Regions from separate parts of the Mus musculus genome. Here all the other regions are linked to region 1. A link is a loop called in an ENCODE intact Hi-C map of the cell type or tissue named here. Cell type or tissue: heart. All regions are shown on one strand. Each heading gives the region's core, and the rest is flanking DNA. Links, peaks and the distances in the headings are about the cores only.

What was found. Peaks named below come from ENCODE experiments on the same cell type or tissue, not always from the same donor. Only the 100,000 strongest peaks of a DNase experiment are listed, where the experiment ranks them.
Region 2: a loop joins it to region 1, with 6 times the contacts of the local background. A loop is called at or near these places in 14 of 42 quality-filtered maps.
Region 3: it touches region 1 in a loop (10-fold over the local background); 13 of 42 quality-filtered maps call a loop at or near these places.
Region 4: it touches region 1 in a loop (5-fold over the local background); 3 of 42 quality-filtered maps call a loop at or near these places.

Annotation. Positions count from the first base shown.
Region 1 is chr11:73,134,116-73,141,538 of GRCm38, reverse strand. Itgae (integrin alpha E, epithelial-associated) reads right to left here. Exons shown (of 31, transcript NM_008399.3): 27 at 3,028-3,084; 28 at 2,677-2,772; 29 at 777-872. Haspin (histone H3 associated protein kinase) reads left to right here and starts at 3,245. Exons shown (of 1, transcript NM_010353.2): 1 at 3,245-6,055. The coding sequence starts at 3,278. The coding sequence ends at 5,542. In heart, for the core only: CTCF peaks have their summits at 3,149 (motif pointing left) and 3,842; DNase peaks (open chromatin) are centred at 3,238 and 3,747; H3K4me3 peaks cover 3,157 bases; H3K27ac peaks cover 1,069 bases.
Region 2 is chr11:74,367,610-74,375,032 of GRCm38, reverse strand. No RefSeq gene overlaps it. Among named protein-coding and RNA genes, the nearest start is that of Olfr412, 6.6 kb to the right of the region's middle. In heart, for the core only: a CTCF peak has its summit at 3,140; no DNase peak of the experiment used is centred there; H3K27me3 peaks cover 1,204 bases.
Region 3 is chr11:73,277,960-73,285,382 of GRCm38, reverse strand. It overlaps Trpv3 (transient receptor potential cation channel, subfamily V, member 3), which reads right to left. Exons shown (of 18, transcript NM_145099.3): 4 at 7,357-7,423; 5 at 6,313-6,467; 6 at 5,445-5,621; 7 at 3,569-3,709; 8 at 1,510-1,790. Among named protein-coding and RNA genes, the nearest start is that of Trpv3, 14 kb to the right of the region's middle. In heart, for the core only: a CTCF peak has its summit at 3,688; DNase peaks (open chromatin) are centred at 1,732 and 3,592; H3K4me3 peaks cover 854 bases; H3K27ac peaks cover 384 bases.
Region 4 is chr11:73,195,619-73,203,041 of GRCm38, reverse strand. Ctns (cystinosis, nephropathic) reads left to right here and starts at 4,023. Exons shown (of 11, transcript NM_031251.4): 1 at 4,023-4,124; 2 at 6,325-6,404. The coding sequence starts at 6,344. It overlaps Shpk (sedoheptulokinase), which reads right to left and starts at 3,560. Exons shown (of 7, transcript NM_029031.3): 1 at 3,362-3,560. The coding sequence starts at 3,523. In heart, for the core only: no CTCF peak of the experiment used is centred there; DNase peaks (open chromatin) are centred at 3,681 and 3,951; H3K4me3 peaks cover 1,918 bases; H3K27ac peaks cover 1,478 bases.

The sequences.
Region 1 (7,423 bases), core at 1,162-6,161:
TCCGTCTTCAGCAAGAGCAGCCTACATTCTTAACCAGTGAGCCATCTCTCCAGCTCCCAACATCCTCTTCCGTCTTCCTTGAGGACCAGGCACACATGTGGTGCACAGATATATGGGCAGACAAAATACATATAAAATAAAATTTAAAAAGAAAAAGAATGAACACGCAGGGTGACATGCGTGAGAACATTTAGCCCACACCATAGGCATCAGTTTGGCTTTGTTTACATTTTTGAAAAATGAACTCCAACACTTCTAATGCTTGGTCTAAGTCCTATAAAAGAATTAGGCACTGAACACTCTTCTGCTCAACACTGTAACAGACACTAATATTGCATACTAGGAAGACAGTTTGTGTACTCAAAGGTAACTTCTCCAGTAGGAAACATTTTTAACTCTTTTTTGTTTTTTTTTGTTTTTTTTTTTTTTTTTGGTTTCTTTGTTTTTTTCGAGACAGTGTTTCTCTGTGTAGCCCTGGCCATCCTGAAACTCACTCTGTAGACCAGGCTGGCCTCGAACACAGAAATCTGCCTGCCTCTGCCTCCTAAGTGCTGGAATTAAAGGCCTGTGCCACCACTGCCCAGTTTAACCCTTTTCTAAGTTATTTTCAAAATCAATAGATTTTTAAACTAAGTACACACCATTGTTGGTTCCTATTTCACAAAAGAGAAACTGAGGCAGAAGCTCAGGGTCACAAGGGCGGTTGGTAGTGCAGACAAGGTCAGAAGTGGCAATGGCTTTCCCAGAACACTAATCAGAAAACAGGCAGGCATTACCTTCGTCCTGTGGTTCTCTGCATTCAGCCCCTCATAGAGAGATTTGTTGAAAGATATTTCACCAAGGATCGGCAGTTCAGATACATCTCTTAGTAACTATAAGGTGGGGAAAGTTGGGGTGTGGGGGAACATGAAACATGGCTTAGACTTGAGCTCACGGTTTCTAGAGAGTTCCAACCATCTTTCCCTTCTAATAACCCCTTCTCCAATATTCCCTTAGCCTTCATAAGTGATTGCAGCACCCACCCAGCTATCCAAGCAACAAGTCTGTAGCCACTCCCCCATCCCCCAACTTCAATTACACATGACCTCATGCCACAACCTCCATCCACAGTCAGTTCCAGACAGCCCTAAAACATCCTGCCTCACACACCCCTTCTCCTTCAGCCCCACTCCTAGGTCAGGAGACCACACTGCTCTCATCGGACTCTCCACACAATGGTAAACTTGACCATTTGTTCCCACCTCATAGTAAGGCCTCTCTAGAGAAAATAACATTTGAGTAATGTTATACGAAGTAACTACATTACAAAGGCCCACTGGCTACAATAACATTAGCAAGTTAAAAAATAGAAACAACACATAAGAAAGAGACAGGAGAGAAAGGGTGAAGGATTAAATACAGACCAGATCATGTAATTCTTTGCACACCAAGAAAGAAGTATGGGTTTTAAGCTAAATGTATCCAACTCTAAAGTCCACTGCTTCTGTTCATTTGGAGTTTCTGGTCCAAAGTTTTTTTTTTTTTTTTTTTTTTTTTTTCGAGACAGGGTTTCTCTGTATAGCCCTGGCTGTCCTGGCACTCACTTTGTAGACCAGGCTGGCCTCGAACTCAGAAATCCGCCTGCCTCTGCCTCTCGAGTGCTGGGATTAAAGACATGCGCCACCATGTCCGGCTTTGGTCCAAAGTTTTAAAGGAGGATCCTAATGCTAAATGAATTATTTCGTGTTTTAAAAAATATTGTGCACGGGGAGGGGGGGGGCGCGCGGCTGGAGAGAGGTCTCAGCAAATAAGAACACTGACTGCACTTCCAGTGGTCCTGAGTTCAATTCCCAGCAACCACATGGTGGCTCACAACCATCTGTAATGGGATCCGATGCCTTCTTCTGGTGTGTCTGAAGATAGCTACAGCGTACTTCTTGTATACAATTTAGAAAAAATAAGTGTGCATGTATGTGCACATATGCATGGAGACCAAGAGAGGAAGTTAGATCCTCCAACAGCTGGAGTCCCAAGTAGTTGTGAGCTGCCCAACTTGAGTGCTAGGAGCCGAAGCAACATATCCTCTGTAAGAGCGCATGCTCTGAACTGCTGAGCCACCTCTCCAGCTCTTTTTTTTTTTTTTTTTTTTGGTTTTTTTCGAGACAGGGTTTCTCTGTAATAGCCCTGGCTATCCTGGAACTCACTTTGAAGACCAGGCTGGCCTTGAACTCAGAAATCCGCCTGCCTCTGCCTCCTGAGTGCTGGGATTAAAGGTGTGTGCCACCACGCCTGGCCCTCCAGCTCTTGAAGAACTATTTGTACTGGTTAGGGGGGAAGCCAAGACAAAGAGGGCATGTCCAAGGTTATGCAACAGGCCAGAGACGGTGACCTAAATTACAGCCACATCAATAGAGACAGAGAGAAGTGATTTCATATGTATTCTGAAGGTGGGATGGCAGGGTTTGCTGCTGGGATACACTTGGGGATGAAACAAAGAGGTAATCACAGGTCATTCCAACATGTCTTAGTATGGAAAAAGATTAAAATCCCTACTAAGTAACTTGCTAAGAGCTGTTTGAGACAGGCCAATCAAATGATCTATTTTGAACGGCACCTTTCAGATGCTATTATCCTTTCTTAGAGGATAGGTCCTCTAGGATTGGACGACCCAATCTGCAGTCTCTCAGTCTCAAGTACCTGCTTAGTGTGGCCCACGGAGATCTCTGCGGCCACGGTTACATTTTCTTTATTAGATGTGATAGCACAGACCACTGAATGCCATTCTTTTACATGCTGCAAAAGCAAAAGGTGAGTCTGCTTACTCCCTTTTCGTGTTTTAGGATTGAAAATCTGAATATCTAAGATAGGGCATCCAAGGTCCCAGAGCAGACATTTGAGCAAGTCCCCTTCGCCCAAGCCAAGTGTCAGTTATCCTGGCAAACAGGACCAGAGAGGCTGAAAGTCTCAGAAAGAACACTGCAGAAGCAGTCACCCTCTCAAGAGGCTCTCCACATCCCTCTCTCGGGCTCTTGAGACGACTTCGCTCACCTGCACAGGATCGCTTCCACACGCAGGCTCTTGACTCTGGGTGCACTCAGTGTGGTCCTGAAAAGAGAGCCTTTGCTGAGCCACCCTGAGCTCCAAGTCCCGCTAGGCATCTGCCCCCTGCCGGCTTCCGGGAGGTCAGGCAGGCTGCGCAGCCGAGGGCCGGCGCTAGGACCCAGCGGGCCGACGGGCGCTCGCGCGCTCGCCGCAGTCTCGCGGTGTTTCTGTTTGAAACGCCGGGCGGGCGCTCGCTATGGCACAGGCTCACCCGCGGTCGGGTACCCGGCTCTTTCGAACGTACGCGGCGAGGGGCGTCCGGGGGTCGCAGCGGCAGCCTGGCGGGCTGGCTGAGCAATGGTTCCAGCCGCCGAACCTGAAGCGCGCCTTCAGCAGCAGCCTCAGCGACAGTAACGAGTCGCCGGCTGTCGCTTCCGACGACCCGGACGACCCCGACTTCCCCGGCAGCCTCGTGGGCCAGCGGCGGAGGCGTCCTCGGGGCAGCGGCTCCCGGAACCAGCGGACCCTGACAAACACTCCAAGAGTCCAAAGGCTGCGACCTCGGCTCCCGCAGAAGTGCAGCACCCCGTGCAGCCGGCTGCGACCGCCACCTTTCCCCAACTGCAGCCCGGGCTGCCTCGGGTCGGACCACAGTGTGTGCATCCAGTCCAGGGACAGCAACGAGCTGGGCACCAGTGCCTCCCTCTTCAGCTCTCCGGCCTCGCCCGGAGCCCCCGACCCTTTGTATGCTGACTCTGCAGTCCCCGGGAGCTTCCACTTGCCGGCAGCCTCCCTAAGTGAACCGTCTGTGCCCTGCCCCCAGGTGGCAGCAACCGGTGACAGGTACACCGGGAGGGCCCTCCGAGCCGAAGCCAGCTTCAGGTCATCTCTCTTTAGCCTTGTGAACTCAGGGGCCACAGAAGAGAACAAGTTTGGGACAGATGGGGAGAATGTGAAGGAATCGTGTTGTGAAAGAAGACAGCAGATGGGAAACAGACTAACGGACCCTGATCTGACAAGCCCGGGAAAGAGAAAGGCCGCGTGTAAAAAGGTTGTGTCCCAAGGAGTCGACCAGAGAGACTATGAGGAGTCCAGTGCTTGCAAAGACCTTCGTGTACCAGGGGAAATCAGCAGGCCTAAGAGAACTGGGCCACTCCGGAAGAGGAAACAGCAAGAAGCAACGGGAACCCCTCCCCGCCACTACCACCAATCTAAGAAGAAAAGGAAAGCGTCAGTCTCCTTATGGAACTTGAATACTAGCCAGAGGGATTCTTGGACCAAAACCAGAGCCTCCTTCGGTTTCCACAAGAAGAAAATTATAACCAGTGTGATAGAGGTATGCAGTTCTGTTGCCAGTTCTTCCTCCAGGTCCCTCCTGTCTGAATGTTCGACCCCTCCTATCAAGAACAGAGCACACCTTACTGTTTCTTCTCGATGCTCTTCTGTGTATTTGCTAAGTCCCTTAAAGACCCTGCATGTCACAGACCAAAGGCCATCTTATGCTGAAAAGGTTTATGGGGAGTGTAATCAGGAAGGGCCCATCCCCTTTAGTGATTGCCTTTCCACGGAAAAACTGGAACGGTGTGAGAAGATTGGGGAAGGAGTGTTTGGAGAAGTGTTTCAGATAATTAACGACCAAGCACCTGTAGCCCTAAAAATCATTGCTATTGAAGGGTTAGATTTAGTCAATGGGTCCCACCAGAAAACCTTTGAGGAAATCCTGCCGGAGATCATTATCTCCAAAGAGCTGAGTCTCTTGTCTAGTGAGGCCTACAACCGCACAGAAGGCTTTATTGGGCTGAACTCAGTACACTGTGTTCAAGGGCTTTACCCTCCCTTGCTGCTGAAAGCCTGGGATCACTATAACACAACCAAAAGATCTGCCAATGACCGGCCTGACTTTTTCCAGGAAGACCAGCTCTTTATTATCCTGGAATTTGAGTTTGGTGGGGTTGACTTGGAGCGAATGAAAACCAAGCTGTCCTCTGTGGCGACTGCAAAGAGCATTCTCCACCAGATCACTGCATCTCTGGCTGTGGCAGAAGCATCCCTGCACTTTGAGCACCGGGACTTACACTGGGGAAATGTGCTCTTAAAGAAAACCAACCTCAAAGAACTCCGCTACACCCTCAATGGGAAAACGAGCACCATTCCCACCCATGGGCTACAGGTCAACATCATTGACTACACCCTGTCCCGCTTGGAGCGGGATGGGATTGTGGTTTTCTGTGATATCTCCGCTGAAGAGGACCTATTTACAGGTGAGGGTGACTACCAGTTTGAGATCTACAGGCTCATGAGGAAGGAGAACAAAAACTGCTGGGGTGAGTATCACCCTTACAATAATGTGCTGTGGCTGCATTACCTCACAGACAAGATTCTGAATAAGATGAAATTTAAGACTAAATGCCAGAGCGCAGCCATGAAGCAAATAAGGAAAAACCTGCAACATTTCCACAGGACTGTACTGAGTTTCAGCTCTGCCACGGACCTGCTCTGCCAACACAGTCTATTTAGGTAAGCCAGGAACTTAGACTTTCAGAGCCTCTTTAAGTACACTTTTAGGCCTCTGGTACTAATCTCTGCCACTAGAGCCAGATGGAGGTGAAAGCACATCCTTAAGAGTTCCTGTCAGCTTCTTAAAAGAGAACTGTGTTTTTCAAAAGGTAACCAAAACATTTGTTGACATGATTAAACTTGCTTTTAACAAATGTTCCTCTTTTTTAAAAAAAAAAATAAACTAGACAGAGGACAAGTGGACACATCTTTAAGTCCTCGTCCTGTCAGCAGAGTCTACAAGTCTGATGTTGCTGGTTTTTGAGCCTTGATACTTGGTGTAGGATGAGCAAAACCAAGCCTCAGCTGTGGTCCTTACTGCTCTTGATGCTGTTGTCAAGATGCAGAGCAGAGAGCAAGAGACTAGAGAGTCAAAACCAAGAGAAAGTATGGAAAATGTTTATCCGGTTCACTCCCCAATCACAGGAGCAGAATTTATAGAATTTCAACAGGAAAATAAATGTCTCTGTGGCTCTCATGTTTGAGATTTGGCTTATTTTCATCAAAGAAAGGGAATTACGATTCTGCTTTAAAATCTTAATGTCTAATTTCCTTCCGACTGTTTCTCCTAATATTTTCCCATAATTAGCCTTGTTTTTTCTTCTAAAGCTTATCTTGGTTTTTGTTTTGTTTTTTTGGTTGGTTGGTTGGTTTTTTGAGACAGAGTCTCTGTATAGCTCTGGCTCTCCAAGAACTCACTCTGTAGACCAGGCTGGCCTCTGAATTCACAGAGATCCACCTGCCTCTGCCTCCTGTGTGCTGGGATTAAAGGGGTGAGTCACCATTGCCTGGCTGGCTTTTGTTTTTAAAATTAAATGCACATTGGTTTGTGTGCTGGTACAGGTTGGTGGGCAGGGAGACAAGAAGAGATCAGAGGACACCTTCGGTGTCATCCTCAGGAATGCCATCCACCACTGAGACAGAGTCATTGGTTGTCCTGGAATTTACCAGTTAAACTAGGTTTCTAGGATCCTTCCTCCCCTAGCAATGAAATTCCAAGCCCGTACCACCACAGCCAGCACTTTATATGGATTCTGAAACTCAAACTCTAGGCTTTGTGCTTGTAAGGTCAGTGCTTTACTGAGTTATTTTTCAGCCCTTGTTGTATTTTTTGTTTGTTTTGTTTTGTTTTGTACTAAGTTTTGATCCAGGGCCTTGTGCAGGCTAGCCTTCTACTGAGCTGCATCCCTAGCCCTCTTTAGTATATGAGAAGATCTCTGTTGGGGTTGGTCTTATGCATTGTGTATTCAGATGCTGAGTTCTGTGCTCCAAGATCCAATTGCAGTCTGGCCATGGGGCATTGCATTGACCAATGTGCTGTAAAGAATGATCCCCAATAATCTCTGATTGGATAATAAAAGGCTCAAGCCTGTGACTGGGCAGGAAAGAGAGGAAGGCAGGACTTAAGATTGAGGAGAGGGTCTCAAGTAGGGATGATGTCAAGGACAAAGGAGGGGAAGATGGAGGTCATTATGAGGCAGGATGGACCATGAGCATGTGGCCAAGAGAAAAATCACCCTGAGGAAACACGTGGAGCAGAGCAAACAGAGCAAGACTCAGGTGGCAGGTAACGGGGCTGTGCTGGGGATGTAGGTTAAAATAGCTCAGAACCTGCCCGGTTTAGGTTTATAGCTTGTTAATAAGGTTTCTGTTTCTTTCTTGGGAGCTATACAGGGTGGAGTTGGGCAGAAACGCCTCTTAAAATTACCATTATAGATCTCGGGTTACTCACTCCATAGCTGCAGGCTTGAACTTAGGAATGTCCTTGTGTATGCAAGCCTGTGCCACCAGGCCTCGTTTTTATATCTTTGAGAATCTGTAGTCTTTGGAAAGCGATGCAATCACA
Region 2 (7,423 bases), core at 853-5,852, 1.2 Mb before region 1:
CACACCCACACACACTCACAAACCCACCCACACACCCACCCACACAGTCACACACACACACTCACACACACACTCTCTCTCTCTCTCTCTCACACACACACACACACACTCATACACACACTCACCCATTCACACCCACTCACACTCCCCCCACCCCCACACACACTCACACCCCCACCCCCACCCCCACACTCACACACACAAACACTCACACACACACTCACACACACACACTCACACACACACTCACCCACTCACACCCACTCACCCCCCCCCACTCACACCCCCACCCACCCCCACCCACTCACCCACACACTCACACCCACACCCACACACTCACACACACACTCACACATACACACACACACACTCACACTGTTTTTGTTAACTCATAGTCCACAGTTCTTATCTTTAAGAGAACAGCGCAGACAGTACTTGGTTCTAGACTAAGTCTCATCAGACTGAGTTTGGTTGGCCCAACAACAGTGGGTGAGCATCTCTCACTGCATCAATCGTTCCCAGCCAGTGGTTAGGACACAGAGTAGCCACAAATCACCCAATGGATGAGGGGGCAGCTAAAGAGCCATTGTGAACACATTTCTAATTGGAGTTTGTAGATTTTTGCTTCTTAATTATAGAGTGTTAGTGGGAACCTGAATTATATTGATAACCTAAAAACATATCTGGATGTTTAGCGGGTAGAAACATCACTAAAGCTGTTGAAATAATATTGAAATTGTAAAATACCAGTTTGGGTTTCTACTGTGATGAAATACCATGACCAAAATGCAAATTGGGGAAGAAAGGTTCATTTGGTTTACACTTTCATACTGTTGTTCATCATCAAAGTCAGGACAGGAACTCTAACAGGGCAGGAGCCTGGAGGCAGGAGCTGGTGTAGAGGCCATGGAGGGATGCTGCTTACTGGTTTGCTCTTCCTGGCTTGCTCGGCCTGCTTTCATACAGTACCTAGGATCACCAGCTCAGGGATGGCCCCATCCACAATGGGCTGCCCCCCCCCCCCCCAACCCTGCCAGCAACCACTAATTAAGACAATGCTCTGCAGCTGGGTCTTATGGAGGCATTTTTCTCAACTGAGGTTTTCCTCCTTTTTAAATGACTCTAGCTTGTGTCAAGTCGATGTAAAACTAGCCAGGACAACAAACACGCTACCATTGCCCAACCACAGCCTTCTTGCTGACTTGAAACCTGGCTGTTTTGTTCATTTTCCAACTTAGTTAAGGCAGGATTCTGCAGAGTAGCCCAGACTGTCCTGGAACTCGCTGTGTGGCCTAAGCTGGCTTAGAACTCGTGGCAATCCTCCTACCTCAGCTTCCTGATGCCGGGAGTGATTATAGCTGTGCCTCATTATTTGAAATAATTGGATGATGTTCCATTTCATAGATGCATATGTGGCTATTTAACTATTTCCCTCTCAACCCTTTGTGACTACAAGTAGTGCCTCTGAAATACTATTTCTCTGTAAATGGTTTTGCATATGTAGGCAAGCACACCTGTCGGATCAATGCCTGGAAGTAGTAGTATTGTGATAAAATGTATATGTATTTCGACTGCTTTCTTTTGCCGAACTGTCCTTCCAGGTGGCTATATGAATACATCTCTTCACAGGGTATGAAAATACCTTATTTATCCCACCTTCAATAAACTTGCCAGTCTTTGCCTGAGAAGTATTTTTATCACAGTTTTAATTTACATTTTATAAAACTCATGAATGTGTCTGAACATTTTTTTTCTATGTTCAGGCATTTCTTTTCCTACGCATCTCCATTTCCTGTTGTCATAAATCTCTTTCTTCCTTTCTTTCTTTCTTTCTTTCTTTCTTTCTTTCTTTCTTTCTTTCTTTCTTTCTTCCTTCCTTCCTTCCTTCCTTCCTTCCTCCCTCCCTCCCTCCCTCCCTCCCTCTTTCTTTCTTTCTTTCTTTCTTTCTTTCTTTCTTTCTTTCTTTCTTTCTTTCTTTCTTTCTTCCTTCCTTCCTTCCTGGTGGTGGTGGTGGTGGGTGTGTGCCTGTGTGTAATTTGTAAGTAAGGGGGCTGTTAGTTTAGTCTTTATGTTGGAAATACTCCCTCTGCCTGTTGTGGACACCTGGCTCTTTCTATTCTCTATGAAAATTAGAAGAAAACTCTTGTGTATTCAAAACTATCTGTTGAATCTGTGAAGACTATGTCCAGCTACAGGAAATAGAAAAATCAGCTAACAATGCCTTGAGGGATGGAAGGATATTTTATTCAAGTGACATGAGAAGGAGAATAATTTGTTCTTCAATGAAAACTGCATTGTCTTGGACACACCTTCCTGGGTTCTCTGATTCGGATTCTCTCGGAGTCATTTTACAATTCTGCAAGTTTCAAATAAATAATAACCATAATTATAATGGACATGCAAATGAATCTGGAGGGACATCTTTCTCCCATTGTCATAATCGCCCATAGAAAGACAGTTTGCACAATCATTTTAATGTTTCTAATAGTAAATGTGGCTACTTTTTGGGATTATAACATCTTGGGGATAAAGATGTCTTAGGGCTGCTATTGCTATGAAGAAACACAACGACCTATGTTTCTATGCTATGACCAAAATCAAGTTGGGGAGGAAGGGTTTATTTAGCTTACACTTTCACACGGTAGTTCATCACTGAAGGAAGCCGAGACAGGAACTCAACCAAGGCAGAAACCTGGAGGCAGGAGTTGGTGCAGTGGAGGGGTGCTGATTGTTTTTTAAAGCTTTTATTATTTTAATTCCTCGACTACAGAGATTTTTGTTTTTCCAATCACTAGTGAGTGCTGTTTCATCAAATGACTTTGGTGGTCTAAGGACTGATAGGTCGTCGTGTTTATATATTATTTCCCCAACGTAATCCTAGAATTAATCATCTTGGATTTCATTTTACATCCTTGTATCAAATGCTTTTGCGAATGAGAATGCAGATTGCTGGGAGCCGGCACCAGCTGGTCATTGTGGGGAAGAATGACTTAATTTTAGGGAGAGTCAGAGACTGGGGGGTAGGGTGAGGTGGGGTAGGGTCGAGCAGAAGAGGATCTGCAGCCTTTATGCACTTCCTTCTGGAATCTTGGATTACAGCCGCGGAATTTTATTTAAAACGCACGCGATTCCAGAAGCCGCCGCTAGATGGAGCACGAAGACTGTAGAACTGGAGGATGCGAACTCCAGTCTGGTCAGCGAGCTCCCGGTTTTTCTGTCCACTGCTTCTGCGCTAGGCTGTCCTTCAGGGTGTGTTTATCTCTTTGGTCTGTTCCTCTGATGATCCGAGGTCCTCCACGCTCTGAAACTTTGGGGGGCACTGCGGAGACTAAGGCTATTTGGGTGAGAGCCAGAGGGTTCCAAGAAAACAGCTCATCTTGGAGTCGGTTTGAGGGACTCAGCACATCGCCTCCTGTGGAAAATGACCCTAGTAGGGCTCTTTGTGCCCTGACCCAGGGTACAGCGCTCGGTGGGGAGGAAGAGAGCTGGTGACTGAAGTCCATTCAGATCTCCCAGCCTGAGACAGATCCTCTTAGGCTCCCGGTATCCAAGATTTAGATCCAATAAAATCAAGCATATTTTGGGATGAAGAGATGGTCTATGGAGGTTAATAACAATGATTGCTTTTTCCAGGTTGAACCTCACACCTTCCTCTGGCCTCTACTTGGGTGGTGCACATATGTGCCGTCAAATTACCCATACCCATAGAAAGAAAGGAAAAAACAAAGTAAAGCAAGACAGGCACATTAGAAACATCTATGGATGTTTAGATGTTATGTGCATTATTAGAAACGATAATACACATAATTTGTGGACAATCTTCTAGGAGACTTGGTTGCCACTGATAAGTTGATGTATTAGTTTTTTGTATACCCAGAGTTTTAATGACAGTTTTACCCACACATATCCACAGGGAAATGGAGATGCCCTTTAAAGACAGTTTTCACTTCAGGACTTTCTAGCTACTTGTGGTGGTGCACACCTGTACTTTCAGCACGCGGGAGGCGGAAGCAGGAGGATCATGACTTTGAAATCAGCCTGGCATACATAGTGAGACTCTGTTCAAAACCAAATTAATTCCCGCACCCCAAGAGAACAACAGTAGCAACAGTCCAACACATTGGACTCCCTGTGCAGCTGCGGCAAGAATGGTCAGTGGACAGCCGCTGGGGGTCCTTTCCTTAAGGGTTTGCCTTGGTTTCAGAGCCCTTTTTTTCCCAAAGACCACTCCTTTCCCAGGATACCCCACATCTGGTGACTAAACAAGGTGGGGCTATAATGTGTAGTTCATAATGTGTAATAACGTGTGATCTGTAATGTATAATGTGTAATTAACCTCACCTAGAACATCCTAATACCTCCCTGTTGGGTTGATGATAGGTCTGAGTATTTCCCCTCTAGTTGTGTGTTTAAACGTAATGGCCAACGTGTAGTGGTAAGAGGTGGGCCTCTAAGGGGATCAGGTAACAAGAATTCTTGTGAATGAGCTTAAGACCCATATAAAAGAATCTTTATGTAGCAGAGAGCTCTCCTGTTCACACATCTGCAGTATGTGGTCACAGCATTTCTTCCCTTTGGAGGATGCTGTCTTAGTTGGGGTTTCTATTCCTGCACAAAACATCACGACCAAGAAGCAAGTTGGGGAGGAAAGGGTTTATTCAGTTTACACTTTCCACATTGCTGTTCATCATCAAAGGAGGCCCCCCACCCTTGATCACTAATTGAGAAAATGCCTTACAGCTGGATCTCATGGAGGCATTTGCTCACCTGAAACTCCTTTCTCTGTGATAACTCCAGCTTGTGTCAAGTTGATAAACAAAACCAGCCAGCACAGATGCGTAAGGCAGAATCTTGGAAGCAAGGAAACCCAGTTCAGTAATTGGCATTGAGTGGGTCTTCAACAGGCAGGAGCATGGCAAGAATGGGAGCTGGCAGGTTTTACCTTCTCTCCTTTCTCTCCCTTGCTAATCAGATTCCCAAAGCTAGACTCCAAAGTCATTCCTGAAACTAAACACCCAGGTCCACCAATCAAAATTCATTACTTGGCTATAATGGCTAACCTGGCCAATGAGGACTTACTAACTCATCCTTGCTCAGACTTCCCCCTTTCTTCTTAAACATCACTCCTGTAGACACACCTGCTTACTTCGTTTGTACCATGTAGAGTTAGCACCCTCACCCCCATCCTTCCTAGGAAATAAATCTCCTTGGTGCAGGGAACTTGGTGTCTGGGTGTGTTTTGTACTGACTCTGAGGGACTGGCCCCTACAATGTCTTTGATTTTCCAGCTTCCAGACTGTGAGAAATGACTTCTGTATTTAAAAAGATTTATTTTCATTTTTAAATGTGTGTGTGTGTGTGTGTGGGTGTGTGTGTGTGTGAATGTACACCATGTGTGCACAGGTGCCAATGGAAGCCAGAAGAGGGCACAGGATCTCCTGGGTCTATGGATGGTTATAGGCAGCTCACTGTGAGTGTTAGTAACCAAACTCTGGTCCTTGGGAAAAATATCAAATAGTCTTAACCACTGACCCACATCTCTTCAGCCTTGCACTTTTCTCTTCTCTTCTCTTCTCTCCTCTCCTCTCCTCTCCTCTCCTCTCCTCTCCTCTCCTCTCCTCTCCTCTCCTCTCCTCTCCTCTCCTCTTCTCTTCTTTTTTCTTTAAAATAAAGTGCTCAATCTCAGGTGTTTCCTTTTAGAAGAACAAAAGAGACCGAGTTAGCCAGGGTGAGTTCACACAAACGGGAACCAAGCTCTAGAGCAATATACATTCTGCTGTCCATGGATAGACAGCTTTGGATAGATCTAGATCCATTTAGCCTAAAGTGAAATGTCAATCTGTGTGGTTTGAATGTAAAATGGTCCTCACAGGCGTATGTTTGAATATCTGGCCAGTAGCTCATGATGCCATTTTGGAAAGTAATGGAAAGTCCCCCAAAGAGTGGGACTGCAGTATGGCTAGGACAGGCCTTGAAGAAGGTGTCCTCCTTGGGCTAACCTGGGCTCTCACTGTGTCCTGATGTGAACACCCTGTGCTCTCACTGTCTTGGTTGGAGCTGCCCCAGCTGCCTGCCTCCCCTGCCATGGTGGTCTAAGAGCCCCAAAACTGTCAAAATAGATCCTCCCTCCTTGGAGTTTTTTTTTTTCTGTCAGGTATTCTGTTTTGTCATTGAGACAAGCAAAGTGGCTAACAGGAAGGCCAGGGTTCATCTTCTGATGTTTTCTAATTGCTAAGAGTGGGGTGTTCAGGGACTCTGATGGTTACAATCTCTCTCCTTCAAGTCATTTAACAATTGATTTATGCATTTAGATCTCTGATATGTGCACAGATATTTACAGCTGTATGTCTTTTAGTAAAGTCATCTCTTTATCATTTAAGAGGCCTTTATTGTCTCTTTTTATAGTGTTTGACTTTTTGTTTGACCTACTTGTCTGATGTAAACATAGCTACTCTTCCAGTTTCTAGTTGCTTGGAAAAAAATACATACATATTTGAGTATTTCTTTGCTCATTTACCCATTTACTCTCAATCTCAATGCATCCTTTGCAATAAAGTGAGTTTCTTGTAGTCAGTGCATGGTTGAATCCCCAACTCCCAATCCTTCCAGTTACTATACATGTTTTGATTGGACAACCCTATCTGCTTATATTTAAGGTAATTAATTATTCACAGGTGAATATTTGCTACTGCCACTTTGTAATTTGTTTTCAGACCATTTTTTTCCTTTTTCTTTCTCTCCTTAAATGAAGGACTGGTTTACTTTGGCTCATGGCATAAAAAGGAGTATAATCCAGAATGGGGCAGCTGAGCAAACCGTGTCTGCAGTTAGGAAGAAGAGAGTGGAATCTCCTCTTCCACCCTGTGTTCCTGTGATGCATTTCACTGTGAAAATGCTTTGGGTCTGTCTTAGTCAGTGTTTCTATTCCTGCACAAACATCATGATCAAGAAGCAAGTTGGGGGGGAAAGGGTTTATTCAGCTTACATTTCCACATTGCTGTTCATCACTGAAGAAAGTCAGGACTGGAACTCAAGCAGGTCAGGAAGCAGGAGCTGATGGAGAGGCCGTGGAGGGATGTTCCTTACTGGCTTGCTTCCTCTGGCTTGCTCAGCCTGCTCTCTTATAGAACCAAGACTACCAGCCCAGGATGGCACCACCCACAAGGGGCCTTTCCCCCTTGATCACTAATTGAGAAAATGCCTTTCAGCTGGATCTCATGGAGGCACTTCCCTAACTGAAGCTCCTTTCTGTGTGATGACTCCAGTCTGTGTCAAGTTGACACACAAAACCAGCCAGTACAGGGTCCTTTTTATATTTTGTGCAACCACTATAGATAGGCTTATCTTCATTGTTATTATGAGGCTTAGATAAAACATCTTATTTTAATAACAGGCTGTTTTATGCAATTATTTTTGGTCAGAG
Region 3 (7,423 bases), core at 845-5,844, 140 kb before region 1:
CTGTATGTTAGGGTCCCTGGGGAAGGTTTCAAAATACACAACCAACTACTAAATCTCCAGATGCAGGGAAAAACGTGGGAAGTGTTTCATGAAGCTCTCTGTAAGAGTCCCCTGTACAGGAGAGCCACTGCCCTCTATCTTTCCACTTCCTGAAAGCTAACTCATCAATCACCCGAGACTGGGATACAGCATCCAGGAGCATGGACCCAAAACCCAACAGGAGAGATCTGTTGGGAGGACAGCATCAGTGTGTGACTCTCACACAGCCCCACTGTGTCTCCCACCACAGTCCAGGCTTACAGATCCTGCATCCCAGTGAGTAAGAGCCCCAAGGGCAGACCTGTTGCTTGGTCATGGCTGAGTTCTCTACTCCCAGTATGGCAGCCACCTTGGGTGACATCCAGGAAAGTTTTCTACAAGACACTGAATAAAGGAGAGGACTCAGGAACCTCCCTGGGTGGGTACCTTCCTTAGACCAACCTTGACGAGAGTACTTTTCCCTAGGGCATAAGGGGTCCCAGGGCCATGCCTCCTGTAAAGCGAATCTTGCCTGGGCTGGGATGGCAAGGAGGAGAGAATGACATGCAGGAAAAGGCTCATGGAAGAAACTAGACCCACAAATACCCTCTGACTTTTCTCAGAACCCCTACAAGCTATGACCCTGGGTGGCAGGAGAGGGGGGTCAGACATACAATTCTCCCTTTGTTAAAGCTGTTCTTCATCCCTCTCCACCCCCACCCTCTACAAGGGAATAAAAAGGTCCCTTGTGGGCTCCAGGCCTGGCCTGACCTCAGGGCAGCTGACTAGGAGAGGTACAAGGATACACAGCTGGAATTGCTCAATAGATGCTAACTATCCAGTGTTCTTCCACAGTCTCCCAGAAGCCACACTCCCCTCCCAAGATCCATTTCCTGAGAAGAAATCTTATATCAGCCAGACCACAGCTCCAGCCACAGAGAAACACATCAGCCTGTCCCAGCCTAGGTCTTCCCAAGGTGCTCAGATCAGCCTGGAGTTCTTTGACCACATCACACAGGCAAAGGGGCCCATATAGCCACACTGTGCTGGAGAAGAAGCCTGACCAACAGACTAAGATCCTCCTATTTGCCAGGGAGAAGCCCATTGGCTGTGGACCCAGAGTAGCCATTCTGGAACCACTGCCCCCTCCCCAGCCCTCCCCCCAAGAAGCAAGCCTGAAGGACAAACACACAGCCTGTGGTTGAGTGTCACCACTCAGGAATGCTCAACCACAAAGCACCTGAGATATTGCATCACCTTGGCCTCAGGGATTTCCCAGTCTGGCCCCACCTAGGAAGTCCCAGGAAGAGAGCATGAACTCAGGGGTGCAGGATTGATGTCTTGGGGTGGCCCACGTGCTGGATTTCACTGAGCCACCACTGCACTTCCAGACCTAAGCTGCAGCCTTCCCAGAGTTGAGGCTGGAGCCCTGTGGGCTCCTCAGAAGTGCACCACGTTTCCCCAGCCCCCACATCTGCTGCGGGGCCCCACCTCAGCCTTGCCCATCTTGGCAGCCAGCTGCAGTGGTGTGAGCCCATCGTTGTTGCGCATGGTCTCCAGCTCCCAGTTGCCACTCCTCAGCAGGATCATGTCATACATGCGCTTAACGAAGTCATTCTGAGTCTTGAAGTCCTCAGCCACTGTCACCAGCGCGTGCAGGATGTTGTTTCCCCGGGAATCCTGGGAAGTGATGTCTGTCTGCTCATTCTCCATCAGCAGCTGCACAATCTCAGGCTGGTTAGTACACGCTGCCAAAGCCAGGGGTGTCTCGCCTGGGGGGAGGGGAGTGACTGAGCTCAGTCCTCTCATAGGCCAAAAGCAATATCCTCCAGGCCGCAGTCCCAGAGGCCCAGATGCTGGCCATCACAGCGGCACTGACCCCTGAGGCTCCCTGACCACCTCCCCTTTGCTCAGTGAAGACTGAAGTGGGTTTACACCATAGCCACCTGTGCTCCCTGCTCCCCACTGACTTTCCAACACTCTGCTCAGCAGAGGAGCAGAACATCTCCTCTAGGTCCCCCACTTACCCAGCACCCTGCACAAAGCCCTCTCTCTCATCCTCTCACCCATGCTCACACCTCTCCTGTCACAATGGCCTCCTTACTCCAACAAGAGACATTCTCTAAGCTCTGGGCCTTTGCATACACTGCTATGCTTCCTGCAGCTGCTCCGCGCTGACCATTCCCAGTCTTCGCTCAGATCCCACCTTCTTGGTGACTCACTCTCAATGCCCTATTTAGATTTATAAACCCTTCCACCCACCCAGACAAAACTCTGGGTTCTTCTCCCTCTTTTTACTCCCACCTGTGCCCTCTCTTTATTCCACCCAGCAAATGTTTCCCAACTCTGGCTTTAATTAGGTCCTAGGCTGGGCAATGAGGACACATGACTGACCGAGCAAGAAGCTGTCCTCAAAGATTCCCAGACTCATCTGGTCCTGCTGACTAAAAACCCAAAGGTGGGGAAGATGGCTCAGTGGGTAAGACTGCTTGCTGTGCAAGCATGAGGAGCTGGGTTCAAATCCCCAGCACCCATGTAGAGAGCTGGGCATGGTTGGCACAGGTGCAGAGACAAAGTCTCTGGGGCTTACTGGCCACCCACCTAGTTCCACCACATTTTGACTCAAGGGAAAAGGATGAAAAGTAATGCAGGGAACACCAGTGTCCCCTCTGTCCTCTGTGCCCACATTCACATACACCTCACGTATAAACCGTACATACACAAGAGAGACAGAGAGACACAGAGCAGTGACAGTCAGGCCCAGTGGGGCTTCCAACCACCCATCCTGACTGGGATGGTGGTGGCATAAAAGTAACAAAACTGTACACTAAAATGGGTGGATTTCACTATACCTAAAGTACACATTTTTTTTTAACCCAAAGAATTTGTAAAGGCAATGTAAACATTGTCAGAAGAGGGGGAAAGATGTTTGTGCCAATTCTAACCTCCCACCAAAACATACACACATACATGTACATGAACACATACACACATACATGCACACGCGCACACACACACACACACACACAGAGAGAGAGAGAGAGAGAGAGAGAGAGAGAGAGAGAAATGAAACAGTAAATAAACCAGGTTTGAAGGAAGGACATTACAGAGTCTGTCCTTTTGTTTGACCACAAAGTTCTGGAGGTTCTGGAACCTCAGGCTTACACAGAAGCTCCCCCTGTAAGGACATCTTTCTAACACACACAACAAAACTGGGTTTGGATTGCTGCGCTGTCAGGGATTCTCCCCCTTCACTCTGCCAGTCTGTCCAGATGTCACACACACACACACACACACACACACACACACACACACACACACACGTCTTTATTCTCTCTGCAGGTGTGAGCCCTACTGCTACCAGGTAGTACTGTCAGGCAGGCTCCTCCACCTGACTCAGCACCAACCCAGTCGTAATGCACATGCGCGCACGGAGGAGACTCTGTGTTGTAGCACCCCTGTGTGGTAGGGCTGGTCGCAGCAGAGCACAGGACAGAAAGCCCCTCCTCCTCCTCTCTCCCCCATCTTCCGCTCCTGCGGCATCACCTACCAAAATAGAAGCCTTCATGCTGGTATTTGGGGTTGAAGAAGACCCCCTTGGCGTGAGCATTGACGTCAGCACCCGCTGCTATAAGCACTGCTGTGATGTCTCCCTGGCGCCGCTCGATGGCGATGTTCAGCGCTGTCTGCCCTGTAAATAGCCGGCATGGGTGCTCAAGGACCTAGGACAACCTAAAGCTGATCTTGGAGTCCCCTTGACTCCAGGTGGCAGTAGCTGACTGAAAATACTAAGGGTGTAGATACCATGTATGGGGATACCCTGTTGATACCAGTTGAATTCTGGGAAAGCAGGAATGAGCTGCACCCCGCAACAGAGAAAACCAGAGCAGGGGTACCCATGACCTGCTGCAAAAGCAACAGCAAGGGCTTGGTAAAGAGGCTAGGGAAGGCTGAAAAGGAGGATGTGTGGCCAGGACAGAAAAGCCTTACTACAGGGACAAATAAGGTTAGTACATTAACTCTATCAAAAATGTGTTCAACCTCTCCATGGGGGAAATCGACCATGAGCAACAAACTCCAAACTTGCCCTCAAAAGGATTTCACTAGGCAGGTCTATTGGCCCAGTTATTCAGCAGACAGGGGCAGGAAGATCAAGACTATCTGGGCTGTGAAGTGAGTTCAAGGCCAACCTGAATAACTTAGTGAGACTGTAGCTCAAATGTTTTTAAGAAGAGGTGGGGATATAGCTCCATGGTCCAAGCACTTCCCAGGACCGCCACCCCAAAATTGAAGGGATCTTGTGCCATAGGATCCTGAACTATAAACAAAAAGAAAGAAAAGCACAGAAGGGGTGGGGGGAGGCAGGACAAGTAAGCCTCAGACACTTGTCTGAACCTCCGCAGGACTGGTGTCTGCTCTCAAGTGACAGACTGAGAACAGGATGTGGCTCACTTTCACTCTTTTCGTTCAGCCATCAATCACAGCAATTCCTCCCCGGGGTTCCCGCCCCTCCTCCATAGTGCCATGACTTTCCCTTGTGAAAGTATGTAGAGTTCAAATAATAAATCAAGATTGCTTTACCCATGAGGAGGGTTAAAGACCCCTATCTGAGCCCCTCCCCCACCCAGAAAAGTTGAGGTGTTTACACCTCCTGGCATGTCAGCAAGACAGCTGATCATGAGCTAATCACTCCTAGTAACTGTGACAAGCTGTGTACTGACTCCAGAGACTCAGGGCATAGCCCGTTAACAGTTCATAGTGTGTTTCCTGGTCAGGGAAACAAGGTATTAAATTATATTCCCTGGCTCCACAAAACCAGACTGAAATGGGACCGCTTCTATCATTCATGACTGCAGGGCTGACTGCTGGCTTTGCTGGCCCCCTACCCAGCTCTCCAGCCTCATCTCCAGGCTTCTGCTTCCTTCTTTGTTCGCTTCTTTGCTTTGTGGTTCTTGAGAATCTAACAGTGTCTTGCACATGCTAGGGAAGCTCTCCTCAATTGAATAACACCCCCAGGCCGTGCCATCTTCCTAGTGTCAAATCCAACAAGCCCTGGCCCATCTTGGGGCTCTGACCCTGACCCTGCTCTGAATCCTTCCCATCAGGTAAGCTTTGGTCAAGCCCACCACTGTACAGTTGCTCACCCCAGTCACTTTCTGTCACATTACATCATCTTTACTTCTGTTCCTGGCACATTCCATATAAAGTCGTCTTTTTACAAGCATCAAGGTTTCCTGACTTGTTCACCCACGCTCAGCATTATTTACAGGGAAAAGAAAGGCTAAGATGGGTGCCTGCTACATATTTGACTTCTCCATAGCCAAAGTGCCTCTGTGAGGCAAGATGGGCTGTATCTGTAGCCACACCCACCTTGGGAAATCCCAACCTCTTCCCCTTGCCCTTAGGTTGCCTCTGCCTTCAGGTACCTTCATAGGCCTCTTCCGTGTACTCAGCGTTGATGAACCTGTCCAGGATGTCGTTCTCCTCAGCGAAGGCAAGCAGAATCCGCACGATCTCTTTGGTGTTGGGATTGATGTTGAGCAAAGCCTTCATCAGGCAGGTCTTCCCGGTGTCTGAGGCTGTCAGCTTGTGCATGAGGAAGTCTACAGACAGTCAAGGATAAAGGCGGGGGAGGAAGGACAGACGGAAGTCTGCAGACAGTCAAGGATAAAGGCGGGGCAGGAAGGACGGACGGAACAGTGGAAGCTGCAGCCTCACACCTTGGAAGCATGCCCGCTACCCTGCACTGGGGGCTCCCAACCCTGTGCTACCAGATCCTCTTTTTTTCCTCTCCCCAGTCCTCCTCCAGCTCCCTTCCTGGCTTGCTATTCAAGGCTCGCTACCATCTGGCAGAAAGACAATGTCACCTGAAGCCGAGCTGCCCATGTTGGTGCCCCATCATATCCCTCCTCGTGGTCTAAAAGTGCATCTCGGCACCTCCCCGTCAACCTTCTTCTCCCCTTGATCCCCCAACAGCTATGGACTCCCAAAGCCTTTAATTCCCGTCAATGCCCGAGGAACACCCCCCTCCCCCAGTCCCCAGGCCTGCTTCAGAGTCCCAACACTTTAGAACAACAACCCTCTCCAGATTTACTCCACACAGTAGCCAGACCACGCCCTCTTACTGCCTAAACCCATCCATGACTCCCCGTGGTCCTCTAAGTCAAGCACAAGATTGCTATCCCAATATCCAAGGTGCCTCATGCTCCAGCCCCACAAGAGATGGAGCAGGGTTCAAGCCAACCCAACCATGGTCCCTGGGGCCTGCACTTTATGCCAGGGTCGGGCACTGACCAGGCACATCCAGGCCGCGGCGCCTCCTGCAGAGGTCCTGCAGATCCTGTAGGAGTTCCCGCAGCTCCTCCACGCAGCCCTCGGACACAGCCGCGAAGATGCGCTTCTTCAGTCGCTTCTTCTTCTGCCTCTGTTCTTCCTTGGCCAGGTTTGCGCTAAGACCAGAAGGCATTGTGAATTCATCCTGCATTCGCCTCCCACTCCTACTCTCTTCCTCTCCACCACCAGAGCTACTAGTTTCCGGGCCACTGCTCCAACTCCTATGCCTCCTACATCTTTGCCGATGCCCATGTTTGTGTTCTGTGTTTGGTCAAGCTCCTCTTCCAATCCATATGTAATCACTTTGATCAGAATACACCTGCATACACATGGGGATGATCAAAAAGGATTTGTCTAGCCGGGCGTGGTGGCGCACGCCTTTAATCCCAGCACTTGGGAGGCAGAGGCAGGAGGATTTCTGAATTTGAGGCCAGCCTGGTCTACAAAGTGAGTTCCAGGACAGCCAGGGCTATATAGAGAAACCCTGTCTTGAAAAACAAAACAAAAAAAAAACAAAACAAAACAAAAAAAGGATGTATGTCTATTGTAGCCATTACTTTGAAATATGGAACTAAGGGAAGAGAATGTTCCCTTTCATCTCCATATCTGAACATTTCCATCTATGCCTCCTGCCCCCACACTCCATTATTACTATAATGCAGATGTGTCTCCTTTCACTTGTATGTGTTCTTGCAAAAATGTTCTGTGTAAATAAATTTTTTTTTGTAAATGGATTTTAAATGTACACAATTGTGTAGTTTATGCTGAAGTCCTTATTCTTTGTGTATTGTTTGAATGTTTTATAATGAACAGAAATCATTTTATAATTTTCTGATCTTTCACTCTGCTCTACAAAATGTCACATGCCACAACCATGGCCTGGGACTCCAGGTGTTTGTCCCAACTCTCCAGAGATGATGGCTTCTTTTTCTTTCCTGTGCAGTCCACCCTGTGATGCCCCACCCCTTCTGTGATTAGTGAGATAAGGGGAAGGGGCACACTTACCTCGGACTGTTGGGATTGGATGGGGTCTCTGTCACATCATCCTGAGGAGACTGGGGAGAGTCCATGT
Region 4 (7,423 bases), core at 1,459-6,458, 61 kb before region 1:
GAGCTGATATCCAGCTTGCAGCTTGGTCTTGACACAACTAAGAGAAATGGAGAAGTCCACGTGTTTGAGTGAGGAGAGACCTTTCATTTCCCCTGTATCAATCAACATTCTCAGCGTAGCAAAAAGGGTGCCATACTGGGGGGATGTCAGCCTCCAGGGAACAAACCGACGGAAGCATGGTCAGAATAGCTCTTAGCCTAGCAGGTCAACACAAAGGAAGAACAAAGAAGGAAGATAAGTAAGGGTGAGCTGCGGATGGAGTGGACTGTGTAGAGAGCATATCCTGAGCAGGCAGCCCCAGACCCTAAACAAGAAGCCAAGTACACAGCAGTGAGAGGCACAGAGGAGGTCCACACCTGTGTGTGATCTCCATAGAGGAAGAAAGACCTGGAGGGGAAGGGAAAAGAAGTAAGTAGAAGGGACATTTGCTCAGGACATGGTCCAGTGTGGCAGCCATTAACCATACATGTCTAGTCTGCGCTGAAATGTTTCATATATGTAAGTTACATCTGAGGGCGGAGGGGATGGAGGTCACGTGCTTGCCTTACAAGCATAAGGACCTGAGTCTGATCCCTGGAACCCACGTTTTAAGAAGTCTGGTGCTGCGCTGTGTGCTTGTAACGCTAGCTAGCACTGGGGAGGCAGAAACAGGCAGATCCCTGGGGCTCTGGAGCAACAACCAACCTATTTGTCAAGCTCCAGGCCAACAAGAGATACTTTAAAAGAGGTGAGGCAGTCATGGATAAAACCTGAATGCAGTGCAAGGTTGGCCTCTGGCCTCTGCATGCATACACATACACATGAGCACCTAAGTGCACACACACTAGCTAGTTCAGAGTTAATATGAATAATGCATAATATCTCATTAGCACATCTCTACTGTTGAATGTTAAAAAGATATTTTGTATACATTAAATAAAAGTACATAATGAAAATTAATTTTATCCCAGCACTCAGAAGGCAGAGGCAGGTAGAGCTCTGTTACATAGCAAGTTCTTAGCCAGCCAGTTCTACGTAGTGGGTCTCTGTCTCTAAATAAATAAATAAATAAATAAATAAATAACTTTTAAATTAAATTAATTTTGCCCATTCTTTTTACTTCTTTTAAAATAGCTACTCGAAAGCTGAAAATTACATGTGTGGCTCACATGTGTGATTTGCATTTCTGTTGGACAGTGGTAGTTTAAAAGTCCCCAAACAGCCATCAGATGGCGCATCATCTCAGGACAGAGGGGCCTCTGTTTAAAACGAGTCCAGGGTGAGTGAGTTGTGAGGGTGGAGAGCACGGAGGAGGAAAATGAGCCAGCTGGAAGTCAGGACAAGGAGGTTGTGTTCAGCAGTTCATTTTAGGGTTGAGCTGGAGCAGGGACAGCCCTGGGACAATGGGCACACCCATACTGTAACAGGAAAACCATTGTTGCTGCTCTTTCTTAGTTGAAAACATCAGTAGGTCCATACCCAGATCAAGCCCTTAGAACTTCAGACTTGAAAAGAGTGCTCAGCAATTCACTCAAAGCCACCCACCCCTGCACCCTACAGCTGAGGAGCCTGAGCCAGAGACGAGCAACCAAGAGAGTCTGTCTCCCTCCAAAACCTTGTATTCTGGCTGCATGGGGTGGAACACAAATGTAATCTCAGCTAAGTGAGGAAGATCCAAGTTTGAGGCCAGCAAGACCCTATCTCCTAACAGAGAGAGGCAGGGGGTGGGGGTGGAGAGAGATCAATTTCACAAGAAAAGGGCAATGCCTGAACCCACTGTACTATAATCCTTGGCCCAGCTCCTCACTTCCCCAGGATCAGAGCCAACTTCTCCATGTCGTAATTCATGAAGTCAAATAGTCATTCTAAGATGCCCTGAGGCCCCAACCAAATTAAATGTGAAGGCCTCTGGGAAAATTAGAAGTGATCCCACAAATTGGACTCTGAACCCCCAAAGAACCGAATACAGACCCTTGGCAAGAGCATTTGAGACATGAAGCTCAAATGTGAGGTACTGCACTCAGTCCAAGTTTCTGGCTGGAGGAAGCCTTAGTGGCCACCTAGTTCAGATCAGAGAACAAGTTGAGGCCAAGAAAAAAGTGAGAGGTTACACTCTCACCTTGACATTCATATCTGTGAATTCACTGACTATAAACTGACCCTTTCAGGAAACAAATAGGAATGGAATCTGAGGCCATTCTGATCCTACTTACATCATCTTCCAACAGAGTCCACTGTCTTTAATTCATTGCATTTGTTTTAAAGGTATGTTTGTGTGTGTGTGTGTGTGTGTGTGTGTGTGTGTGTAGTGTGTGTGTGTGTGTGTATATATATATATATATATATATGTGTGTGTGTGTGTGTGTGTAGTGTGTGTGTGTGTGTATATATATATATGTGTGTGTGTGTGTGTGTGTATGTATATGTATATATATGAATGTATGTGTGTGTGTATATATACTGTATGTGTGTGAACATACATAGTATATATGTGTGTGTATATATGTGTGAATATGTATGTGTATATATTTATATAGTGTGTGTATATATGTGTATACATGTATGTGTGTGTGCACACAAACATGTGTGCCCGTCATGGGGCACATGTGGCAGTCAGGGGGCAGCTTTTCAAAAGTCAGTTCTTTCCTTCCATGGTAGGTTCTGAAGGTAGAATTCAGGTGACCAGGCTCACTCAGCAATTGCTATTACTGCTGAGCCATCCTGTGGACCCCTGGAGATGTACTTTTCTATCTTCTAGTTTTCAAAAGCCAGTGGTTGCAGCGTATAATCATCAGTCTGATTCTTTTCTAAAATGTTCATCAGCTTATCTCAGTGTCTCCCCACCTGCTCTGACAACTTTCCTCCAGAGATGCTCAGCAGGGGCTGGAATTCTTTGAGTAACCAAGTGAAATTATCAGTTTACTTGAACTTCAAAGGCATGAGGTAAGCCTAACGCTACGTCTCATTTCCAGAGCACAACCTGCCTAGGGGGTGGGGTCGGAAATGATGCCTGAACTAGAGGGCACAGGGTCATGAGTGGCGAGCGTGATAGTCAGGCCTGTGGTTATCACTTTGAAAGCAAGTCCTCTCGGCGCAAAGTACAAAAAGTGATGGGCGGATAGTAGAGGGATCCAGCGCCATGGTCAGGGGCCCCAGAAAAGCCGGAGAGCGGGAAGATCGGTGCCAGCAGGTGGGAAAGCTCCCTGGGCAAAATCTAACGGCTTAGCTTGAGCTGCAGCAGGCTTTGAAGCCCTAGAGGAAAGGGCAGCAGGCCTTGGAGGTCCGACAGACTGGGCAATCACGGGTACTTCTTCGCGGGAAGGTGTTGCCCGAGATGCCCCCAGGGTCGTCCCGGGGCGGCAGCTCCAGGGCTCTGCCTCACCTGGGGCCCGGCCACCGCGCTCTCAGTCTCTGCCCTCGCAGCCCGGGCGCAGCTCGCCAGCACCACGAACCCGGATGGGAGGCTGGGTGCAGCCTCCAATAGGGCGGCCTTCACGGACGTGGTGCCCAAGTCGATACCGAGAGTGACAGGTCGCGAAGCCATGGCAGTGGTGACAGCACAGCTCGGTGGCTTGAACCGCACGCCGGGGAACACTTCACTCTGGAGGGCAGTAAGGGGGCGGAGCTTCCTTGTCAATCTTTTAACCACTTCTATTGGTCGAGGAAAGCAAACACCACGCGCTCCCCACAGCGGCCTCCGGTGATAGGTGGAGAGACGACAGAAGGCGGGATCTATTGGTCAGAGGTTCCGGGACAGTGCCTGGGGTCCCAGGGTCTTCACCAGGGAGCACAGGGCTTCAAGGAGACAACAGAGACTTCGAGAACCCTGCTTCCCCTACAAGAGACTAGATCGCCCCTCACATCCGAGCCCCTGTCCCTGCCAAGGTGCCTATGCTCTTCCGCCCTTCCACCCTTCCCTCACCCCTACCAAGCGTTATCCTCCTGTATTCGTGAAAACTACAACTTCCAGAGCTCCTTGCACAGGGCTCGCGGCTTCAAGTCAGGTGGTTCAGGTCAGGTGACAGCTGGCCCCTCTTTCACACAAAGTCGGCGGAGCTCAGAGAGTCCTTACACTCCTAAGCGGTTTCTGGTGCGAGATTGTTGCTTTTGGTGAGGTCTGTCCACCAAGCCTGGGAAGCTGTCAGGTGAGAACCATCGCGACCGGGACAGCTACCCCCTTTTCTGGTATGACACCACCCACCCCAACAGACATTAGCCCCGCACCTCAGAGGGGCAACCTACGCTACCAGAGGGGCAGCGCCTGGGTTTCTAGCTTCTGGCCCCAACCCAGGCCCGCACATCTCTAGGTTTTAGGGCCAGGGTGTTGGTGAGCAAAAGCACGGACACCGACTGACAGCTGGTGTTGGTGGCACTATTCAGTATGTGGCGCCGCCTGAATCTGGCTTAGGAATGTGCAGGTAGGTAACTTGGGGTTGGGGGTAAATTCTGCTAGGACCATTCCAGGAGCTCGTGTTGATTCTCCCAGAGAATGAGAGGGTACCTGGATCTTGCCTTTTTCAATAATATTGAGGAAAATAACAATCTATGCTCTGTGAGAGCTTGCTGGGAGCCCTGGGTGGTAATAGTAATAACATTACCTCATTGTTTCTCAACTTTTTGTTATCTTACCAATCCACCTCAAACTTTTAATACAGCTGGTAAGCTCTATTTTTTTTTATTATGACGTTTGGGAGAGAGATAAGCAATTATTACAGCTATTTTTTCAGACCTCCAGAGCCTATTTTAGCCCCTTTGAGAATGTATGCCTTGTATTTCATCTCACTATAATCCTGTGGTGTAACTACCACTGTCCCTGTTTCCCCATTAAGAAACATAGGTTAATAAGTATTCCAGAATCATACAAGTAAATGGGAAACCTGGGACCTAGATAGTTCATCTCCAGGGAACATATTCCTTGTCCAATCTGTACTATCCCTTGAGGAATGTGGGTCTCCCCACTCTCATGGATTATGGCCAATTAGGTCCACGGGGGACAGGGGGCAGTGGGAGCAGAGACAAAGAGTGGTGGGCATGGTTTTGGAAGCCCTGTGAGTGGGTATGGTGAATGACCACTCCAAGACGAGCTTATAAAGTTTGGGGGACTGAAGGTAGGAACATCCAGGATAGTCAAAGGTCATTGGCTGAGGGCTTGAGGTACTGAAATGCCCCATTAGCATGGGGAAGCATTTCGGGAATCTCAGGTGCTCACCGAACAGGTTCTTATGAAAAGGAAGGGAATTGATCCTTAGGAAGGAATCTTGCTAAGGCTATGTGACAGTCATCAGGTAGAGGCCTGTGTTGGGGCTTCGAATTCCCCAGACAAGGTCAGAGGATGAGAAGTTCCACTTATGCCGAACCCATGGGCTATGCAGTCATGGTGGACCTCCACCTTAATTAACAGTTTTCCCACAGAGGAAGCTCCAGGTTATGGACCAAGAGCAGGACTACCTCAGACACCTGACTAAGGGAAGCTGCCACAGGAGATCTCTTGTGGGGGATAGTAGAGGCTCTTAAAAGTGTGCCATCTGATTGAGGTGTAGAAGATGGTAAACACACACACACACACACACACCAGAAGATGGGCATGGCAAGTCTTGTAACTTTGTCTTGTAACTTTTTACAAGCCTAGTTGTGTGTTTGACCAACTGATCTTTTTAGCATAGTAGGCGCCATCGGTTCTAGGTTTCTCCTTCAGAGATGCCTTAGCCTTTAGCACTGGGGAACATTTTGCTGACAGAGTGTTTGAGTTTCACTTGGAAGCAGTCCATATCTTCCAAGAAGTGATATTCATTTGTTTGTTTATTATATAGCATTCTGCCTACATGTATGCCTGCAGGCCAAAAGAGGACATCAGATCTCATTACAGATGGTTGTGAGCCATCATGTAGGTGCTGGAAATTGAACTCAGGACCTCTGGAAGAACAGCCAGTGCTCTGAACCTCTGAGACATCTCTCTAGCCTAAGGTGTTTTTTGTTTTTGTTTTTGTTTTTGTTTTAAGAGAACACTGCCAGTGTTGGTTGGTTGGTTGGTTGGTTGGTTGGTTTTCCTGTTAACTGGCTACAGAAAGCAGCTGAGGGAAAAGTGCAGGCTGTGTTCACATCCTCGGAGTAGGACTTTACACAACCCACGCAGCTGCTCCGAGTGGCTTTGCCCATTACATGAAACATAGATAGGTCCTCTCCGGGTCTCCTTCTCAGAGGTTGTGATGCCTGTGAGGTCAGAGGTGTGGAGGAGAAACCCTTTATGAACTGTCTCCCTGTCATGGGTCAGGGAGCATGTTGTCCATCAAGAGCTGAGCTAATCTAACCTTAACATGCCTCTCTCTTGCTCTTTCTTCCTCCTAGTTCTGAGAAGTCAGAGACCATGAGGAGGAATTGGCTGCTTATTTTGACCCTTTTTCTCTTGATGTTCATAGAGAAGTATGGTAAGTTTAAGACTGCCTTCTCAGCTTTGTAAAAATGAAATAGTGCAAAGAGTAACTTTTTTAATTTATTTAATGCCTCTATTGTATTAATAGTATATTGTCTCAACTTTTCATATCTAGGCATATTGTGATGGGTTTTAATTTTGTTAGGGATGTAATTTTCTTCTCATACTATTTATATAGTGTGATAATTTTTTTTTCAAGAACCAAACTTCAAGGATTATTTGTAAAGAGTAACCTCTTTGTCACCAAAGGTTTGGTACTGTCCAGCAACTGATGGTTGGCCTGCCACTCAAGAGAGGTAGCCAGATCCAGTTCTGGTGTAGGGACATTGTACAAAGAGCCAGATGATCCCAGTCATAGTTGGCATTTTAACCTTGGGTCCCTCTTGCTCTCTTGGTATCAGCACAGGTAACAGTTGGTTCCTTAGTCAGCCTGTATGACTGGCTCTCCGAGTCTCACCAAGCTGAGATAGTATCTGTAAAGAATAGCCTGTGCTTCTGCCCTCTGGACCTTGCAGAAAGGGTGATGGGCCCTGGGAGACACTAGGGAGGCCTTGTACCTAGTTCTCACAGATACAGACACAAGAAAAGTCTACCTGGCCCCACATTGTAAGAGAAAATACTTTTTCCTTAGAGGAGATTGGAACTGGTTACAGCATCCCAAGCCACCCAGAAAGCACACTAGTGGAGCTTACACAGCCTTGTCAGCGGATCCCTTCACATGCTGTTGTCATCCCAGACATCCTTGCAATACCCAAGACATCTCTCCTTCTGTAAATAGCTGTGTTTAGTATTCACAGTGCCCAGACCCATTTTAATCATCAGATAGGTTGTTACTCCAAAGCAAACGTACCTTAAATCCCCTCATTAACAATTTCCAGCAAATCTAGGGCATACCCTAGAAATCCTACACACGTTCCCTGAAGCTGCACACACTGGCTACATCCACCATTATGGTTGTCTGTCCTCTTGATGGCCATGGAATGGCTCATCTGACTAGCTCATTCAGGTTTGGTA